Regions from separate parts of the Homo sapiens genome. Here region 2 is linked to region 1. The links are chromatin loops, found by intact Hi-C in ENCODE. Cell type or tissue: ascending aorta. All regions are shown on one strand.

Region 1 (2,500 bases):
AGGGTCTTGCTCTGTCATCCAGGCTAGAGTGCAACGGCACCATCATGGCTCACTGCAGCCTTGACCTCCTGGGCTCAAGTAGTCTTCCTGCCTCAGCCTCCCAAGTGGCTGGAACTACAGGCATGCACCACCACATCCAGCTAATTTTTAAAATTTTTTGTAAGATGAAGATGAAGAGATGAAGTCTTCCTGAGTTGCCCAGGCTCTTCTCGAACTCCTGGGCTCAAACAATCCTCCCGCCTCAGCCTCCTAAACTGCTGGGATTACAGGTGTGAGCCACGGCACCCAGCCTATTTATCTTTACTTTGCATATATTAGGTGCTCAATAAATGTTTCATGATTTATTGAAAGAATATATCAGAGCTTTCCAGTTGGACATGAAAAATTAACAAACTAGCTCTTTATATAAATTTCTAGGCACAATAGTCAATTTTAACAAATCGTAACACAAAGCATTTTGCAGTTCCCCAGTTTACCTGGTATTTGCTTGTTGCCTTGTCATTTGTTATTCAGAAGAAGACCACATGCCTTGAAAAAATCATATTAGTGCTTTAGCGTTCCAGATTGCAAAATGCTCTGTATTCATGTTTTCAAAGAGTTGGCCTTTGAGCTAAATATGTCTCATTGATATGTTTTATTTGGCTCAGAGTACTGTTGTTTGTTTTTAAGCAACATTAGCCGCCAACATTTAAAAATAAGGTGACTTCACATAATAATCCAAGTTTCCAGCTTCTCCTGAAAATGTGAAAGATCTAGCAATGTGGGTACACGGTTTGGTTAGGCCCATAATCACCTGGGACTGGTTGTTTCTGCTTCCTTAGATGGAGTGAGTACTCTCCTGTTTACCACAGTCCCCACCACTCCCAACAGCCTTACCTCTGGCTGCCTCCATCCAAGTACGATATCTGCGTGGCCTTTCTATAGACATTTGTATTTCGGATCCTTAGTCTAGGGGAGTATCATTTGCTACAAAGGCCCCTGAACTGCAACAGTAGCTGAAAACCACACATTTGCTTCATTTTCCAGGCTTGAAAACAGATTTGTGCATCTAAAGACAAAACAGGAAAGAATGACAATGCTATTAAGATGATGACTTTCATTCCAGCTAAAAGGCAACTTCATCCTCCCACCCCCTCTTTCCTTTTTCAAACAAGCCAGAGGACTTCACCCTCTTTCCTTTCCGCTATTCAGCTCCTTCCACCCACTCCATCTCCTGGTGTTGTTTACCTCAAACCCTGGGGTGCTGTCTCTCCCCAGTTCCCTGCTTCCTTGCTGACCTTAAAAACAACCTTGGTCATTTTTGTTTTTAGAGTTTTACTGCTAATCGCTGCAGCGAAACAGACAGGAAATAACAATACGGAGGAAATTATAAAGTTTAGAAGACCTTGTAGTTCTTAGTCATAGTCCCTGATTCCCTTAAAGCGGTGGCACCTGGAAGTGCATTATTTTTAGTCTCTCCTGTTAGACCCTCATAGCCGGTGGATGGAGAACAGAAAGGAAGAGTCTACCCTGCCTTGATAGAAGAGGAACCACTAGGTGGCAGCACAGGGCGTGTCTTTTCACGTCTTTCTACAACAGGCAGGCGGATGTGAGGCACCAACTTTTCTAGGAAGGGATAACTTAGTACCATATCAGGGCAAGCATTTGGGCTGAGACCAGTGAGAGAATACAAGTCAGCCAAGAGACTCCAGTCACATTGTGCTGTCAAGTAGCCAGCGTTGGAATTCTTGTCTCTTTGCCTTTCTCCCAAGTTGGCTGTTAGTTAACCTGTTAGGGCTGCTAGGAATCTTCTAGCCCAATACCTTCATTTTACAGATAAGTAAACCAAGGCCCTGAGAGACTTGACTCTCCTTTATTTATTTATTTTTTTTTTTTTGAGACAGGGTTTTGCTCTGTCACCCAGGCTGGGGTGCAGTGGGGCAATCATAGCTCACTGCAGCCTTGAACTCCCAGGCCCAAGCACCTCAGCCTCCTAAGTAGCTGGGACTACAGGTATGCACCACCAGATCTGGCTAATTTTTTACTCTTTTTGTAGAGATGGGGAGGGGGGTGGTCTTGCCATGTTGCTCAGGCTGGTCTCAAACTCTTGGCCTCAAGAGATCTTCCCAGCTCAGCCTCCGAGGTGTTAGAATTACAGGTGTGAGCGATGGCATCTGGCCTTGACTTTCCTCTTGCTGGTGTCATGCTAGGAGTCCAGCCAAGTGTCTTTCTGGTTTCATTAGTGCCGGCTTATCCTTCTGGTCTGTCCCTCCCAGTTAAAAAACATTTATTGGCTAGGATCATGCCTGTAATTCCGACACTTCGGGAGGCTGAGGTGGGAGGATCACTTGAGCCCAGGTGTTTGAGACAAGCCTGGGTAACATAGGGACACCCTGTCTCTATTTAAAAAGAAAATAGAAAAACGTTTATTGAAGTCTATTTAGTATGGTTAAAGGCTAATTTTCCTAGCTTCAGAGGTGAAACTAAGAGAGAATTCTTTGCCTCTGATGAAGTGGGACTT
Region 2 (2,500 bases), 54 kb after region 1:
GACAGTAATGCTCCACAGAGTTTTACTGTGGCAGACAGGGCAGGGTTCATTGTTTAATTATCACCAAGGATTGCTTTTTCCCATCCCTCGAATCTGTACCCCACAAGGAATGTACCATTCAGAGGCACTCACACTGAGTTAAAGAGGTATGCTCGTCCTTGACTTCCTTGGAATGACTGAAATGCAAGAAAACAAATCGATAGTTAGACATCCATTTCACCTATCTGTTTGGGAAACCAACCCCAATCACAGTTAAGCATGACCTTCCAGGACTGACACAGCAAAAGGGAGTACTGAGCCAGTTAACGGTCCCGCTGGCAGATGGTGTGGGGGCGGAGAAGAGGGCGGAATTAACAGAGCCACAAAGCTCGATCTGGCCCACCGGACTGTTTTCACTAGCCCAGGTGAGAAAATGAAAAAAACCCAAAACCACTATGTCATTAAAAACTTCTTCCCTCCTGACATTGCCTGATGTAATTAATTCACCTGAGATCATTAATCCGCATTGGCGTTTCCTGGTCCCACCTGATTTCAGCCATCTGTGCTGGCCACAGCTTTCCCAGGCTGGCCCAGGCATGGAAACCACCACAAGCTCCTTCGCTTGGCCTCTTGGTCCAGCTCTACCAAAGGCAGCAAAAAAATCCCTGACCCAAGAAAAAACTATCCAACCCACACTTATCGCTTGTCATGCCTTCTAGAAGATCCTAAGTGCCATGACAGTTTACAATCCTAAATGGGAGCACAGGAGCTCTTTTGAGATGTAAGCAACTTGATCTCTGCATCACAGAAATGCTCATGAAGCAGCAATTCCACTTTAACCTCTAGCTTACATATTAGTTTCTTTCTTTTGGCTGGAGGGCGGCAGGGAACAGGAGAAACAGGAGCCAGAGCCTGCCATGCAATCTGGCGTCTGCTTCCATTAACACGGGCCCTGTCCATGTTTTCCTTCTCTGGTTACACTGAGAAGTCGGCCTGACATGAGCCAGCCATGTTCTGCACTGCCGCCTGCATTTTTAATGTGGTCTAACAACAGTGTCCTGAATTTAGTATCTTAGTCTGCTCTGAAAACCAACCAACAAACAAGGAGATGAGTGGCTAACAGATGACCAGAGGGTAGGTGAGCACCAGATAGGACTCAGATCAGCACGCGAGACAATCATTTTTGTCAGATGTGCAGGACGTCAGGGATCAGTGCTGCCAGCCAGTGTGAAAGACAAAATTCTTTTTTTTTTTTTTTTTTTTTTTAGATGGAGTCTTGCTCTGTCATCCAGACCAGAGTGCAGTTGCGCGATCTTGGCTCACTGCACCTCCATCTCCTGAGTTCAAGCGAGTGTCCTGCCTCCGCCTCCTGAGTAGCTGGGACCACAGGTGTGCACCACAACACCCGGCTAATTTTTGTATTTTTAGTAGAGACAGGGTTTCACCATGTTGGCCAGACTGGTCTTCAACTCCTGACCTTGGTGATCCACCCGCCTCGGCCTCCCAAAGTACTGGGATTACAGGTGTGAGCCACCACACCCAGCCAACAAACTTCTTTACTTGTGGAAAAACTGCCTCTGGGGCAGCTGGATTGTTGGTTGCCTCCAACATTCAAATACACCAGACACCTTCACTCCCAGGTGCATCTGCAAGGGGCAGGCAGATATTCCCCAGCTGGTGCCCAGACCCAAACCAATTCTCTCCTTTTTGGGGTCTTGAAACATCCCTGGGGAATATAGCAGCTTCCAGGCTACAACTGAGCAGCTATGAGTGTCAAAGCCTCAAAACCTGGAACCTGGAAGTCCATGCTGAGTGTTTGGATAAGACAATGTCCCAGCGACACAGGTCTAGACCTGGCCACACTGTTCAATCCTGGAGCACAAACACCACTCCAGGGCTTCATGACCTGGCCATGCCACCTCTCCTGCCTCTTCTCTTGCTACCTCCCCATTATGTCCTTCACTCCAGTCAGGCCAAACCACAGGCAATTCCTGGAAGTTGCATTGCACTAACTTTGCCCATGAAGTTCCCTCTGATGGGGAGGCTCTTCCACCTGACCCAATAAGCCTCAGCTCAGCTCCCCTCTTTCATTAAGCTTTCCCTAAACTCCCCAGAAAAAGGCACCCAATGATACTCATGTTCTAGACTCTTCATGTTCCCTGCATTTCCTTTTTCTTTCTTTCCTTTTTTTTTTCCCCCAAGAGAGTCCCACTCTGTCACCCAGGCTGGAGTGCAGTGGTGTGACCATGACTCACTGTAGCCTCCACCTTCTGGGCTCAAGCGATCCTCCTGCCTGAGCCTCCAGAGTAACTGGGACCACAGGTGCATACCACCATAACCAGCTATTTAAAAAAAAAAAAATTTATAGAGACAGGGTCTTGCCATGTTGCCCAGGCTGGTCTTGAACTCCTAGGCTTAAACAATCCGCCTGCCTCAGCTTTCCAAAGTGCTGGGATTACAGGCATGAGCCACCGCACCCGGCCTGTTTTCCTTTGCCTTAGCACTAGCATCCTGGATTGAA

The links. Hi-C counts contacts between places; a loop is a spot of excess contacts. Peaks named below come from ENCODE experiments on the same cell type or tissue, not always from the same donor. Only the 100,000 strongest peaks of a DNase experiment are listed, where the experiment ranks them.
Region 2: a loop joins it to region 1, with 2.7 times the contacts of the local background. A loop is called at or near these places in 10 of 110 quality-filtered maps.

The regions. Positions count from the first base shown.
Region 1 is chr17:59,440,013-59,442,512 of GRCh38, reverse strand. The region is part of intron 2 of LINC01476 (long intergenic non-protein coding RNA 1476); the gene reads left to right. LOC124904040 (a long non-coding RNA gene) reads right to left here and starts at 1,840. Exons shown (of 3, transcript XR_007065867.1): 1 at 1,385-1,840; 2 at 877-1,048. RefSeq lists enhancers at 1,638-1,697, 1,708-1,817. In ascending aorta, a CTCF peak has its summit at 1,500 (motif pointing right); DNase peaks (open chromatin) are centred at 1,572 and 2,158; H3K4me3 peaks cover 790 bases; H3K27ac peaks cover 2,160 bases.
Region 2 is chr17:59,386,003-59,388,502 of GRCh38, reverse strand. It overlaps YPEL2 (yippee like 2), which reads right to left. Exons shown (of 5, transcript NM_001005404.4): 3 at 133-176. Among named protein-coding and RNA genes, the nearest start is that of MIR4729, 21 kb to the right of the region's middle. In ascending aorta, a CTCF peak has its summit at 1,030; a DNase peak (open chromatin) is centred at 976; H3K27ac peaks cover 2,500 bases.